Regions from separate parts of the Homo sapiens genome. Here region 1 is linked to region 2. Evidence: chromatin loops called from intact Hi-C (ENCODE). Cell type or tissue: heart left ventricle. All regions are shown on one strand. Links, peaks and the distances in the headings refer to the core of each region. The heading gives the core; the rest is flanking DNA.

Region 1 (8,344 bases), core at 138-8,137, 54 kb before region 2:
TTTTATACATATTTATATTTATATTTATATTTCTTAGACTAGTGCCTGGCACAGTTAGTGGTTTGAAGGTATGTACTATTACAGTTGTTACTGTGATTCCTCTATCTGTTACCCACTATCTAGACTCTATTTAAAAAGTCTTTTTTTTTAAGTTAGCTGTCATTTTTTAGATAATAATAAATAAATAAAAATAAAAAGCAAAAATGCAGGGGTAACAGATGTTCCATGTGCCATGCAGACATAAAGATTATTGCAATTAAGGACTTACCGTGGGCCATCAGGCCTGCCTAATCTCACCCATGGCTTTTTTTTTTGTTCTGTTTAGTTTTATTTAATAAGTCCAAGAGCACTATTAAAGCCTCAACATTTGCCAAGAAGGAAATCAAGTGGGAATCCAAGAAAACAACCCAACAACAACAAAAGATCACTTTACAGTACATCAGACACAAAGGGGGCCACCAAAGTCACTGAAGGCCACCAAAGCCACGCGTGCCCACCTTCCGCACATTTCTTGGGTCCTGTCTACTGCACCCACGCCATGGGGTCATCTAGTCTGGGCTGGGCAGGAATCCCCCTGAGAGAATGCCCATCCTCCTGTAAACAGCCGGAAGATAAAAATGTTCTTCCTTTTATTGAGCAGAATAGAACCTAATTCTGTCTGTGGGATCAAACAGAACCGATCTAATTCCTTCCTCACATGATAATCCCAGAGTTTTTGAATGCTGTTATTCATGCGTTCATCAAATATCTGCTGTATCTTGTGTGCCAACCCTGCTCTGGGCCCACTAGAGTCTTCTCTGTGATAAGCACTCCGTGCCTCAAACATACCCCATGGGAAACAGTTTTATTCCCTTTGCCTTTTTGGCTTCCCAGCTTAAAGGAGGAATTTTTCTCCTTTTAAGGTACACTGCCCATCATCAGACACAGTCCTGATGGTAATTGTTTTTATCTTTCGGCTCAACTCATCACTCCATCTTGGATTTCTGTATGATAAATTTGCATAAATTGCAATTAAATTAATGTGAATTCTGTGGAATTTAGGAAAGCATAAAGGGGGTAAGTCTCTGATTTTAATGGAATTTCAATAGGTTTTAAAAATGGGTTAATATTTTTTTAAATCCCTCCCATTCACTCTATTTTCTGTACATTGCTTTGTTTATAGAAAAACCTGGAAAAGTATTTCTTTTCCAAGCATACTACATGGTACTATGGTTTCCAGAATAGGTTGAAGACTGCAAAGATTACTTACAGATTCTTTACCATCCATTCTTATCAATACATTTTATGAAATTAAAATGCTAAAAACAAGGCCAGGTATGGAGGTTCATACTTATAATCCCAGTGTTTTGGGAGGCCAAGGTGAGAGGATCACTTGAGGCCAGAAGTTTAAGATCAGCTTGGCCAACAGAGTGAGACCCCCATCTCTACAAAAATATGTAAAAATTAATCAGGTGTGGTGGTGCATGCCTGTAGTCCCAGTTACCCAGGAGGATGAGGCAGGAAGATTGCTTGAGTCCAGGAGTTCAAGGCTGCAGTGAGATATGATCATGCACTCCAGCCTGGAAAACAGAGCCAGTCCTTGTCTGTTAAAAAATAATAATGAAACAAAATGCTAAAAACAGCAACATGAGCATGACATTGAACTAGTACTGAAAGTGACAGAAGACAGTGTCAGAGAAATCTTAGATGTGGAAATGTAACCAGACCATAAATTCCTTATTTTAGTGGTCAAGGCTCTGATTATCCCTCATATATAAATCAATGGCCACACTTAAGAGCTTTAGAAATTCTTCCTCAAAACCTTTTTAGTTCCCCACTATCTTTTTTATTAAATTTTTAAAAGTCATTATGCTATTCTCCATGCTCCAGCAATCCAATAAGGTATACCCTGGAGTTTTCCTAACATCAACACATGTAGACTGCAGGTATTCTAGAAGACGTATGTAGAAAGCTATCATTAAGGCAATTACGTAGTAGGTAAATTTATTCAGTAAATTTGCCAGCTTTGGTTCACATATTCCATGATGCTGAAGCTTAATTAAGTCAATGCGCTGGAGAATCAAAAGAATTCTTCCAACCAAGCTGAGCAAAAGCTCCTTGGCACTCCAATGAAAGATGAGCCAAAACTAGTTGCATTCTTGAAAACCAGAATTGAAATTGGATCCCCACCTAATGCTGCTGGCATGGGCTCACGTGTTTCAAAACTCCCCAATTCTGCCAACTATGTTTTTCCCTCTCTTGAACGTGATTTTGTAATTACATAGCACTTAACCTAACAGGAAAACTATCTTTTGGCTGGAACTTATGTGGTAGGGGGAAAGGGGCATAATTTCCTCAAAGCTCATTCCAACCGGAGAACATGTTTGCTGTCCTCTTTCTTTTGTCAAAAACTGTCAGGTCTTTATAGGAGGAACAATTAAGGGCAATGTTAAAAATGAGACTTTTCACTGATCTAAGAATAACTCAAGTCATAAGTTCTGATACTTAAGCATCATTTAGTAAAAAAAAAAAAAGTTAGTACATTGATGTAAAAAGTAATCTTGTCAGTCTGGCATAACTCACTTTGGCTGTTGTGCTAAATTTGCAATTTTTCTAGTCGTCAGTCTTCGTGTTAGAAACAAAACATTATTTTATCATAATATTAAGCCTATATTCCAGATTAAACACCAGGGTTATTAAATTTAAAATTGTGTATTTTTAATCCAACCACTATGGGAAATTAAGGCCTAAAAATATACATGCCACCTCATAAGCTAAGATAGAATGTCTTCTAGAAAGAATGTTAGAGAGTAGTATCAACGAAAGCTAGAAGCATACAGAGACTAACTCCATCCTGCCCAGCTTTCAATTTCTGCATAAACATGGACAAATCAAACCCTCCAGCTCCCAGTAAGGAAGATAGCTTGTTTTTTGTTGTTGTTGTTGTTTTTTTTTGTTTTGTTTTTTAATGAAATGAGTGTACTCTGTTCATAAATATGCCAAATGTCAATTTACATGAACCCTTTGTGAACAGCTTAGTGAAAAGGTATTGGTGAGGAAATTGGGAAACCTGTGTTCCAGACTTGGCTTTACACATAACCAGTTCTGTGACACTGAGCTGCCCTCACTGGTTCCCAAAAGAACTGAAGAGCAGCCAGGCCCTGGTGCTGGGAGATGCAGCCACTGAGAGGCTGTCACATTCTTGTCGCTCCTCCAACTCAACTTACTATTGTCAGTTTCTAACTAGAGCAAATTTGAAGCACTGATCCCTGTAGTTTTGAAGTAAGGATTGCCTTTGGGGAATGTCTGACTCTAATAATAATAATTTTTAAAAGGTCAAAGCTAGAAATCTAATGAAAAAGGATCTCTCTGTTCATCAATATAAACCCATCAGTATAACATCTATATATACCTCCATGCTCAGAAAAATTATTGTATAGGGCACTGAAAATATTATACTGGGTAATATATCTGTGGGCCTGAAATTGTGTTGCCAATAGACTGTTTTATTAATATGTCCCCGAAACTCAATTTAATTTCTGTTGTAATTACCCTGAAATAACTTCAGTTAACATATTTGATGTAATTCCCCAAGAAGAAACATAAGATCTGTTTCTTTTTACAGAATGAGAATCTTGAACTTGGGTAGTCTTATCTTTTCAATTTCATCTTTACTTTTACATGGCCTTAAAATTATAGCACAGTAATTTGTGTATACTTAGGAAATGTATTTCCATTCCATCCATTCCTTCCATTTCAGTTGATTCTTATCAACTTCAAATAATGTAGCCCCTTTTCCATTAGTTCCAGACAGAGTTGTGCTTTCAGCATCCCTCAGCCTCCGCAACCACACATTTCATTTTAGCATTATTGGCCTGAATATTTCTCTCTTCTATTTTTAATTATCTATTAATTTTTCTTATTCTAGAACTACTCTATTTTATTGGGTGAGTTTTTTTTTTGTTTGGTTGGTTTTTGTTTCTTTGTTTGTTTGTTTTTTGAGACAGAGTCTCACACTGTCTCCCAGGCTACAGTGCAGTGGTGCAATCTTGGCTCACTACAACCTCCGCCTCCCAGGTTCAAGCGATTCTCCTGCCTCAGCCTCCTGAGTAGCTGGGATTACAGGCAACCGCCACCATGTCTGGCTAATTTTTGTATTTTTAGTAGAAACGGGGTTTTGCCATGTTGGCCAGGCTGGTCTTGAACTCCTGACCCCAGATGATCCACCCACCTTGGCCTCCCAAAGTGCTGGGATTACAGGCCTGAGCCACCACGCCTGGCCTATTGGGTGAGAATTTTTGTGACAATGTTTGTTTCCACAAGGATCACTTCAAACATCGCAAAGGAACACTTCTGAAATATGACCTATCCCTATATACTATCCCTATAGGTAATTTGGAAAAAAATACATTAGTATAATTTTTAATGCAGAATTAATGGCATTAACTCAGCACTGTTACCCCTTCCAGTCCAGTTGTTTGGTTTAGAATTGAAAATGTTATGTCAAAAATGACACACTTTCATTCTTTAGCCTGTCCAACCCAAATGGGAATGAAAGATATCTAAGAAGTGAGAGGTTTGACCAGTTCTCAAGTTGTTATGTAGTTCTCAATCTGTGTGAGGATATTTTTAAAATGTGAAATGCATTTGTGTCTCTTACAAAGTAAGACAGCAAAACCAGAATGAAACAAGTTGCTGCAATTTGATGTGAGCAAATTCAGGCAGCTGCTGTTATACTAACGAGATCGGAGGTCTCTTCCAACTCTGCTGAGTCTTCAGCCCCTTCTTTTAGGACAATCGAGTGCTAATTCAAGTGAAGGAGGCAATGCACCAAGATAGCTTTCACGAAATATGAACACTCCCTAGCACCCATTCCTTCTGGCAGCTGCTTCTTCATGAAAACCCCAAAATGCATAATTGCATTCACGGTGAAGTAAGCTGTTTTAAATCTATGGGTCGACCGGCAACATACCATGATTCATCCTTTAGTACCATATGAGACATGAAGAACAGTAACATGAGACAAAAATAATGCTTTCACTTAATAATTTAATTTTGTTTCTTATTTTTTGTCTTTCTAACAAGTGTTTCAATTCATGACCAGGACTGAGCATTATAATCTACGGTATGTTTATCTTCAAACGACGTGTACATGGACGTGTGTTCCGTTGGGAAGGTCTGATCAAAGTGTGCGCTCAGGACATACCAAAGTTCCTACTCTCTAAAACAATATTAAACTGACGTGTACAATTTTTTTTTTAAATCACAAGTTACAGTCAGATACAAATCATTCAGTAAATTAAGTCCTTACATGAGTTAGAGAAATTGTTCTAGACATAAAAATAAACTGATTATCCAAATATCTGAATGAAATAGTTGCCTATAGTCCAGCAAAAAAAAAAAATCTGATTTATGGTGTTCAGGGTATGTACAAATAAGGTACATTTATAATCTATAAACTCATATGGGAGAAACCTGATGGATTTTGTGATTTGCTTATTTTTGGATACTCATTTCCTAATGAACTGCTGCCAAGTTGCTGGCTACACCACACTGATGGAGAATAAAAGATGGATCTCAAACATGCTCCACTGGAGGAGCATGCAAACTTGGTCGCATCTGTCTGGGGTCAGCTTGTGTATTCTAAATGAAACCAATAGAAAGCTAATAAATCTGTCAGCCTTTCATGTTATGTTTGTCACCCAAATAAAATAATCATAGTTCAGTCCCAACCACAGCAAGAACATCCCACCTGTGTTTTTGAAGATTCTACGATTGTGATGATCTAGTTTTAAGTCTTAGGATTCACTCCATATTGCCTGGTGCACTGTTCACACACAGTCAAGGGTAGAACTGCTACAGCAGCATTCGATTTCCTTAAGGAAGCTGATTCGAGATAGCCTCATCTCACCTTTGCCCTCATCCACAAGAATCCATAATTTGTTCTCACACTTTCTGCTTTCTCAAAGTCTCTTGAAGATTCCTATTACCATCCGACAGAACATAGAGACCCTGTGATCAAGTCTTGACAAGCCTCATCTCATTAGTGCCATTTTTAATCATCAAGGGTGACAATCCATGATAAATTATGTCAAAACATAGGATTCTAAATGAGGAGAGGGAGAGTGGAGAAAAGTGATGTACTCCAAGAATAGATATGTTTCTTTATCTAATTTTGAAAGTGAAGAGAAAGACAAATCTGAGATCAGGGAACCCTGTGGACTAGACAGGAGGGTGGGAGGAGGCTCCATATGAAACTCCCAAGAATGGGAGGCTGGTCATTGCTCAGTGTTGTTTCTTTACATCTTTTATCTATCAAGGAATAGAAAATCTATCTGAAGCCAAGAAGAAACATCAAAGAAAAGTTTGCCATCTCTAAATATGGATTCCTCCTTAGTTTCTATGCAGGCACAGGCTGAGTCCCAGGTGAACTCCCTAGAGCAGGGCTGGAGTGACAGCAGAGATACCTGGGAGACGAGGGGTCAGGGAGAACTGCTGCAGAAGTCATTACAGTTCCTGACTAAATAGAATATCCATGAGGAACCATTCCTACGACCCTTTCCACTGGGAAGGAGCTCCTCATGGACCCAGAGGCTTAATATCTAGCACCTGTTCTGACCACAGTGCAAAGAGGATCCATGTTCCCTGGTCACTTTTCCTCTGAGTGGCCCTCACTCCCAAACCAGAATGCTCCAGGAGAAACAGGCAGCAGGAGAGGGATGGGGTGACCACGACTGGTCCCACACACACCTCCTGGTCCCATACACACCTCCTGGTCCCATACACACCTCTTGGTCCTATATATACCTCCTGGTCCCATACACACCTACTGGGACCTCTTGGAGCCCTAGCAGTACACTAAGTTCAGCATTTGTTTCCTTATTGCCACAGAGGTCAGGCTGGTCCAGTAAAATACATGTAAATAACACTTTTACATGAATAACTGAGAAACAGCCAATGACCAGCCTGGTAGTGAGGGCTTTGGCTTTACCAAGCAGTGAAGCAAAATTGTGTTCATTTCACAAACCTCTTGTGACAAGAAATGGAACAGAAATATGAACTGACAATGGTTCTGGTTCTCTTCACTTCTAATTCTAACTCAGGAAAGAAACATCCAAGTCGAATGCTGAGGCCTCAAAGGAGACCACAGAAAAGTATGTGGACATGTCCTTTTACCCCCAAAGGATTTCACTAGTCAAAATCTTAGATTTTATCTGGAAAAAAAGAATTTAAAAAAATTTTAAAAATATATTTTCCCTCCATTTCTGACAACTTCTATGGCTAGATTAGATTAGAATTTGTACTTTAATAATTAAAATGTGCTCACAGATTCATTGACATTTTACAGTTTTAGAAACCTTATCTCACTGCAAATTTTAAATTGTTGTGGCAAGCAAAATTATCTGAAACTTATCACAACATTGTCCAGTCTGAAAATACAAAGCTCTTAGCCCTGTTTGTCTCTTTTACTGCCTTCTTGCCTTTAGAGTCAGGCTTCTTTCAAGAAACCTATACATTCTCCTTCTTATCCACTTCTCAACCCATAGCAATTTGGCATTCTTTACCATCACTCCATCAAGGTCACAGAAGTCCTAGCCTTGCCCAATCAAAGGGACACTTGGAACCATTTGGTATGCTTCCACTTGCCTCTTGGAACTCTCCCTCATCTGCAACTTCCACCGCTGTGGTTCTCAGTTCTCCTCCTGCTCCACTGACCACATGTCCTCAGTGTTCCATGACACAGTGTCAGCGTTCATTACTGAACAACTCTCCTGCCCTCCCTTGAAATGTCTGTGTTCCCCAGAAGAACATCCTCAGCCTTTGTCTTTTTAATTTGTGCATATTCAGTTCCAGTGAATCCATAACCTCAACTCCTACCCAGGTTTTTTCTTCTCTCCTGTCCTCTTCCCCAACTTCATGCACTTGGGACACACCTTCAGGACACAAATCAACACAGTGCTAAATATTAATAATAGATACACAGTAGGTGCAGATTGATGAATGAATGAATGCACGCACATGTCAGATGTACAGAAGAGGATGTTCTTAACTCTGCAGGGGATTCAAGGGCTGGATTCCAGAAAGAGGAGAACGAGATGTCTGGATTCTATTCGGTCTTCCCAGTGCAATTTCTCATGGCTACCTGTGAAGTCAGCATCATCATGATTATCCACTTTTTAACCTATGTAGACACAGGGTAGATGAATGCCTCGAACCCAGGGCTTTCTGATTCAAAAATCTATATTGTTTTCTGCTGTACTATATTGCTGCCAAAAAAGCAGGGGAAAGAGAACCATGCTTTTTCATTTTAAAAAGAATATGCTAGCCACGGTGGCTCATGCCTGTAATCCCAACATTTTGAGAG
Region 2 (8,344 bases), core at 51-8,050:
ATCTTCTGAAGTGGAAATTGGATTCTTAAAGAAAATTCAATTACATTAAAATAAAAATTCATTAACTGAGAAAAAGGTGAACCCCAGAATCCCAACTTCAACTATAACATGCTTGCATTGGTTAATGTACAACAGGCAAGAGGTCTTTACAGTATTACTTCAAGAAGCAACAGGCCAACATTTTATATGTCTTCTCTCAGAATAGCTGTATTTCCTCTCCACATAATCTCCCACAGTTAGCCTTAAAACATTTCATTGTTTACTCCTTCAGGAATCTGTCTCACTGCAGCAAAGACATTAAACAGCAAAGAACACAGATAATCCCTTGTAGTTTCTGCAGGAACCTCAATTCCAGAGATAAAATAGAAAGGACCCAAATTTCCTGGAACTAATACAGACCCATGGAAACATCCCAGAGCAAGAACATAGAAGCTCAACGGGTGGGATATTTTTCAGAAAATTTAAACTCCGATAACAAGGATTTTAGAACCTCTCTTCTGCTGATAGGAGCTTCCTCTGTGTGACATAGAATACAAACCCAAACACTGGTTTTTCAGGTTTAAAAATATTACATATATATAAATTAAAATGTTAAAATACATATATACATATATATATATATATATATATATAACATATATATAAGAATCACATTTAAGAATAAGGTCTCCAATTCTTTTCTTCTGTGCTTTTCATTTCGTTTGAGATCGAATAAAAAATAACCTTTCACATTACTGCATTTTACTATCACTTTAAGGGAGTTGTTTTTATTTTAGGACATAATGTGCAAAATCATGCTATTCAACATTACATTATATTCACACATCATGGAAGTTAAATAAAGACACCTTGCTGATTTCTTAATATAGATTCAGCTAAGATTAGTTATGCATCTGCCACCTTAACATTCAGATTGGGGGTAGAAAAAAAAAGGCTTAGTTAAAAATCACACTCGCATGGTAAGTGCTTAGAATTTCATGGTTCATTTAAGAGCATCACAATCAAGAACTTAATTACGTTAAAAGAAAATGGTATTTCCTTAACAGCCAAAATTACATTCCCCCTTAATTTCTCTCCTTCACCCCACAAAGTAGAGCATTTTCCTTAACCTCTTGTTTTTTGACCTATGAAATAAGGGAGTTAGCTAGATTATTTTAAGACCCGGTTCTATCATGCTGTAATTTTATGATTTTTAGGGAATAGACTGATGAGGAGGCAAAAAGGGAACAGAGCCTAGACACTATGAGAATTTGGCCAATTCAATTCCTAAATGAAACAGTATTTCTCCTGGCACCTAACAACTGAACTGTGCCCCAGGGCGCTGTCAGTGGTCTGAGAACTTCGAGTGGAAGGGCAGCAAGGTATTACAGAATGACAGCTATCCCAACCCCTCTACTGTGCTTCCACATTTGAAATTTGTGTCTAACAACATGCTATTCAATCACTGAATGTCAAAAAACATGGATGCCTCACAACGAAAATCTGTGTGTTATGGCACCAGGATGGACTGAGAACTAATAATGGGAGGGTTTATATATATATATAAATATAAGAGGTATAAGTGCAGTTTTGTTACACGGATATATTGAGTAGCAGTCAAGTCTGGGCATTTTTAGTCTAACGGTGACCCCAATAATGTACATTGTTCCCATTAAGTAATTTCTCATCCCTCACCTCTGCCCACCTCACACCCTTCTGAGTCTCCAATGTCTGTTATTCCACATTCTAGGTCTATTGTACACATTCTTTAGCCCTCACCTCAAAAGTGAGAACATGCTGGTTTTGACTTTCTGTTTCTGAATAGTTTAACTTAACATAATGGCCTCCAGTTCCATCTATATTGCTGCAAAAGACATAATTTCACTCTTTTATATGGCCGAATGGTATTCCATTGTGTATATATACCACATTTTTTTAATCTAGTCATCCATTGATGGATACTTAGGTTGATTCCATATCTTTGCTATTGCGAATAGTGCTGTGATAAACATATGAGTTCAGGTATCTTTTAATATAATAATTTCTTTTCCTTTGGGTAAATATCCAGTAGCAGGATTGCTGGATCAAATGGTAGTTCTATTTTTAATTATTTAAGAAATCTCTGTACTGTTTTCCATAGAGATTGTACTAATTTACATTCCCACCAACAGAGTATAAATGTTCCCTTTCCCTTCAACATGCTATTTTTTGACCTTTTTGTTTTAAGAGAGACAAGAGTCTCATTCTGTTGCCCCGGCTCTAGTGCAGTGATCATGGCTCACTGTAACCTCAAACTCCTGGGCTCAAGCAATCCTTTTTCTTCAGCCTCCCAAGTAGCTCAAACTACAAGTGGGCCACCATGCCCATCTAATGTTTTTATTTTTTTAGAGACAAAGGTCTTGCTATGTTGCCCAGGCTAGTCTCAAAATCCTGGGCCCAAGTGATCCTCCTGCCTTAGCCTCCCCCAGTGTGGGGATTACAGGCATGAGCCATCTCGTATGGCCTATTTTTGACTTTTTAATAATAGCCGGTTGATAGAGGATTAATGGGGGAAGGGAGAACTTATTTTTAAATCAGCAAATCTAACAATAACTTCCAGTCTAAGTAGCAAACTGTTTGTGTTCTGCAAGTTACTATAAATGTACAGTATAATCCTCCATGCTATAGAAGTACATAATTTGCTCCGGTGGTGGATAATGTTCAAGTTGGTTCAATTCAAAGAGAATCTAACTGGTGATGAGTCATGTTCTCCCAGTAAACAAAACATGAGGCAAAGGCTCATATGTAGATAGTTTATTTGGGAATGTGATCCTAGAGAGTAAAAGGAAGGAGTGAGTGAAACAAAGAAGGAAAGCCCAAAACCGACGCGATGTGTGAAGGGGTTGGCTGCTTGGTGATGTGTTGCTCTATTATGGAAAACCTTTCCAGGAGCCTTAGGAAATACATCTCAGAGCTGTGCATGAAAAAAGAACAAGGAGAGAAACATTTATCCATCACCTTCCATTACTCATTTGTCAAGGTTTGTCTCATGGATGTTAATATCCTTGCACTTCCTGTTCATACATGTATGAGTGCCAGTCAGTTCCCACAGGAGTACATGACAAAGTTAGAGGAACCTCTGGACTGAAAGCAAGAAGCACAGGCCTAAACCAATGAGCTGCTAGGGTGCACCTATGTGATGCTGGTTGAAACTCATGCAGAGCTGTTTGCTCAACCGTGGCTGCAATAGGAATTCAGGCCAAGATGATTTGAACTGGTGCACGCAAGTATCAGGCGTTTATCAGTCAGGATGGGCCAGTTCTGCTTCAGTAACAAATGACCTCACAGTTTCAATGGCTTTCAACAATGAAGTTTTATTTTTCACTCATGCTACAAATCCAGTATGGGTCAGCTATGGTTCTGTGCCATTTTCTTCACTCCAGGATCACTGCCAGTCATTGTGACTAAGGGAAAAGATTTAATTTGTGAACCATGCACAGTTTTGTAAAGCTTCTGCTTGGAAGAGAGCCACATCACTTCTACTCACCTTTCATTAACCAAAGCATGTCAGAGTTCAAAGGGTTAAGACACATAATACTCCTGCAGGGAGGGGCAATGCAAGAAAGGTGATTTCAAGAGGAGAAATACAATCTGTCATACTCTGCCTTCATTTTCATGGGGAGAAAGCCAAGGGTAAGAGAAACAATTCACTTCAGGGAACCCTGTGCAAATTCCTTCACAGCACCATCTTTTCTTTCAGCACATGACCACCCAATATTTTTAGAAATATTAAGTCCTAATCAAGAAAGCAGATCATTTTGGAAACAAAGGGAAAAAAGGCATAGAGGATACCTTTGGGAGAAGCATTTGAAATCATCTAATTCCTCTACTGTACATTCTTCATTTGATAGATGTTGAGATGAGTTCTGTTCTCAGAATCACAAACGAATTGACTTCTAAGCAAGTTAGTCACAGACCTGGGACTAGGACTTGGTTCTCTGCATTTCCCATTCTGGGGTAAAGTTAACAGGGAACACATAATTCTGTATTCAAATTGGGAAGCAGAGAATAAACAATTAGACATGTAACATAGACAATTTCAAATTCTGCCACGTTCTAGAAAGACAGTAAGAGAGTGATATGATAATGAGTGGTGGGGTACCGAAATGATGGTCTCTCTGAGGAGGCAACATGTACAAAAACTATTAAACCATTCATATAAAATCACAACCTGATTTTTAATAATAGTTAGCAACATTATCCTCTAAGGGATACTGTTCATCTATTAAGATCTCTGAATGGCTTTTACCCTCTGTGCTGTCTCTCTACTTCCCACTCCCCGCTAAATCTCTTTCTCTTAATTGGCTATTATTATATTTTTTCTTGTTGAACTTATTAAATGAGATTTTATGAGTGCTGTTCTTAATTTGAAAATCAAGGAAGTAAACTATTCTATATGCCCATTACCTAAATTAAGTTGCTCTTTAAGTATTTTCTGTATATCAAGAAGCCTTTAAAAGAAAATTCATATTCTCTCCCCACCAGCTTCAGCCACCTCCTCTTCCCCTATCAGTATCTAATTCTTGTTGAAGAAAGATTTCTTACTTTTCAATTCTGCATTTGGGCAAAACTACAGGTTCCATGAAAAAACTTCCTTCCTAAGCTATATTTCTTGGGCAGAAATAAACGCAGTCAACGGATTTCTAAGAATGACCCCAGTGATTCCTCTTCTTGTGTAATCCCCTCCGTTTCGAGTGTGGGTGGAGCCTGTGAATATATGATAGATGGCGCTCCCACGATGAGCTTACAGTACATGACAAAAGGGAGATTATTCTCTCGGGTTGGTCTAATCTAATACCTTGAGCCCTTTAAAGTCATAGTGTTTCTCTGGCTGGAAAATAATAAGTCAGAGAAATTAAAAGTCTGCGAAGATCCAACCCACCATTGCTGGTTTGAAGATGGAAGGCGCCACATGAAAAGAAGTGAGGGCAGCCTCCAGCTCAAGAGAGTGGACCATGGCTAACAGCCAGCAAAGCAAACGGGAACCTCCTGTCTGTAGCTGCAAGGAATTCTCCCAACAAACTAAATGAGCTTGGAAGTGGATTCTGCCCCCAGAACCTCCAGATAGGAGCCCCGGCTGGCTGATACCTTAATTTTGGCTTTCTGCAACTCTGAGCAGAGAATCCAGTCAAGCTTGAGGCTTGCCCAGAATTCTCACCCACAGAACTATGAGATAATAAATGGATGTTATTTTTAGCAGCTAAGTTTGTGGCTATTTATTATGCAGCAATAGAAAACTAATGCAACATGTAACTAAATTTATCAACCGAGGTGTTCTGTTAAACAGCTAAATAATGACTCTTTCCCACCTTCAGAATGTGCACCATTAATTCTCACAAAAGAAAAGAGCATTCAACAGGGGAAAGAGGGAGGAGGTCAGTGATGGAAAGGCAGGACCCAAAGTGGGACCGACTAATGGGAAACGCCAACGCTGCCCAGCTGTATGGTGTTATTCTCAGGTGAGGCCATCAACTACTCTAAAGAAAGAAAGAGGCAGAGTAACTAGAATAAACTACAGTGTACCAAGCCACTAGTGATAGGAATCTAGATACAACCAGCTAATTTTCTTTCCAATTCTTAGCACATAGGGCAGAAGGGAATGGGGATATCAAGAAATTTTTTAAAAGATGCCATGCATTTTTGGCATTTTTCTGATTGTAAATTCACATGATTATATTCAGAGAGTTCAGAAGCATTTTACATACTACAGCAGACAAAACTCTGTATTCATCTAATGCCATTTGATTTTCCTCTTTCTTAGCACACACACAAAAAAGGCTTTAGTTCCCAGGGTCTCTTACAGATAGGTTGGGGCCACTTGATGGAGCTCTGGTCAATGGGATGTAAGCAGAAATAACAGAAGTCACTTCCAGGCCTCACTCTATTTTTTTTTTTTTGAGACAGAGTTTCGCTCTTGTTGCCCAGGCTGGAGTGCAGTGGCGCGACCCTGGCTCACCGCAAACTCCACCTCCTGGGTTCAAGAGATTCTCCTGCCTCAGCCTCCCAAGTAGCTGAGATTACAGGCATGCGCCACCACACCAGGTAAATTTTTGTATTTTTAGTAGAGATGGGATTTCTCCACGTTGGTCAGGCTGGTCCCGAACTCCCAACCTCAGGTGATCCACCCGCCTTGGCCTCCCAAAGTGCTGGGATTACAGGCGTGAGCCACCGCGCCCAGCCCAGGCCTCAGTCTTAAAAATCATCCTGCGCCAGTCTTCACTTGTCCCTGAAGAGGTCATGTTTTAAGATGATAGGCCACCAGATGGAGGGAGCTTGGACCCCTGAGTCACTGAATGGAAGAAAGCCTCCACAGACCCTAAGGACTTCGCAGGAGCCAGAAATAAGCATTTATTATGTTAAGGTTTCGAATTTGGGGGTTGGAGGTGGGGCAGATATTTTCTTATTAAACCATACCCTACCTTATCCTGAATAATACCCACATATTTTCTCATTTGATTTAACAGCTTTATATGCAGTCTCTTTCTCTTAGATATTTATCTTGTTTTAGCATAACACCCAAGCATTACACAGGAATTTGAATATCAAATTTAATTAATGTTACAAGAAATTCCTATCCTAATACACTTTGATGTTTATATTAGATGATTTCTGTCTTACATAAAATATAAAGAAAGGTATATAACCTGATTTATGTATGTATATATGTGTGTGTCTGTGTTTTATATATACACACACACATGCACACATTTGTACTTGTGTGCACCTGAGTATAAATATATACACACATATATGTAAATTTATACATAATTACTAGTAATAGGAATAATGACAAACTCCCTTCTGCAATGCCAAATTAAAGTCCGCTTATCCTTAACTACATTTCCATCCCCCACAGCCCCTGCCCCCAAATCAGGCAAAAAGCCTCCCTCTCAGATCTTTTCAGCTAATTTAAGGAATGTCAACATGGAACAAAGACAAGTTATTGCAAGAACTTGCATTTGTTTAGTGTGGAGAAGGACCCACAATGAGAAATTTGGAAAAGGTGTTAACTATTTACAAACCAGGAGGCAAAAGTAAATTCACTGAACTCTCTAACTCAATCAACTCATTTTCCATTTACTTGAATTTCAAAAGACCTAAAAAGAGACAAAGGACTAATCCGTATTCGTTAATGTACAAGATTATAATTAATCTAATGTCTGCTTCAAATTTACTATTATCTATTAAAGAATAAATAATTTTACAGTCCTCTAATGTAGGTCTTAAGCTTTAAATCACTGACCATAACTAATAAGCAGCTTAATAGCAAGAATGCCCTAAATAGAGCCACAGACCACAATTTCACCGAGCATAAATCATCATCATTTTTAATGCAAACGCAACAGCAAATCTCTGTAATTACTGGGTGCATTTTGAATCATTTTTATTATTACTGCACTGGCCCCATTAAAAACCCAAAACTGAACTGCATGGAATATAAAACTGGAATTATGACACACTACAAACTCTAATTGAAATCCATAAATTTTCTACTAGTATCCAGAATTTATTTTGTTGTCAAAGAATTTCAGCTATGCAGAATTAACTTTGAAAGTGTTCATTTTGTCTACAGCAATAAGTAACAGCATTTTACACTGCCAAATTTGGTGGTCCATTCTGAAACAAAATTATGTGAATTGTTTCTTATTCGCTCAGGATTTTACATTTCTACAGCAAATAATGATATGCAAAAAATAGAGTAAAAATCATATAGAATATACCATCAACAAAAGGATATAAAGCAGTACATCACTTCCCATCCCACTGCAAAACCTCCACCCATCAGAGCTGACTACAACAGACCCTGCAATGTCAGCATAAATGAATCTCCTTACTAAAAATGGCAAAGGTATGTCGCTAAATTTGCAAAAGGGTAACAAGGACACTATGACAACAGTTTTATTTGTGTGAATATAAGAAATGAATACAGGATAATCCACCAAGCCATTCTGAGAGATGGCCATACTCTGAATATAACTTTCTATATAAGTTTAAGTGCTTATAACTTAATAATCACTTCTTAAAAACCCTTAATACTCCTCTGATGAGGGATACTCTAGATAACTATAAGTCATGTTGTTTTGCTACACATATAAATTTATATAAATGTTACTCTGGGAAGAATGATTGGTTATGTGGGAAAATCTAAGATAGTGTATCTTTCAGAATTTCAGATAAATATTCCATAAATACTGGAATTCACATGGACATATCTAAATATACTATTTACTATTAACATCATACAGCTGATCATGCAATGCAAGTCAGCTCACTAAAATCAAATCTTCTATATTTTGACATTAACTTGTCTGTTGTCCACAATGGG

What was found. Peaks named below come from ENCODE experiments on the same cell type or tissue, not always from the same donor. Only the 100,000 strongest peaks of a DNase experiment are listed, where the experiment ranks them.
Region 1: it touches region 2 in a loop (2.2-fold over the local background); 3 of 110 quality-filtered maps call a loop at or near these places.

The regions. Positions count from the first base shown.
Region 1 is chr6:147,598,379-147,606,722 of GRCh38, reverse strand. It overlaps a transcript of SAMD5 not described here. Among named protein-coding and RNA genes, the nearest start is that of SAMD5, 94 kb to the right of the region's middle. In heart left ventricle, for the core only: no CTCF peak of the experiment used is centred there; no DNase peak of the experiment used is centred there; H3K27ac peaks cover 2,278 bases.
Region 2 is chr6:147,544,102-147,552,445 of GRCh38, reverse strand. The region is part of intron 1 of SAMD5 (sterile alpha motif domain containing 5); the gene reads right to left. Among named protein-coding and RNA genes, the nearest start is that of SAMD5, 40 kb to the right of the region's middle. In heart left ventricle, for the core only: no CTCF peak of the experiment used is centred there; no DNase peak of the experiment used is centred there; H3K27ac peaks cover 290 bases.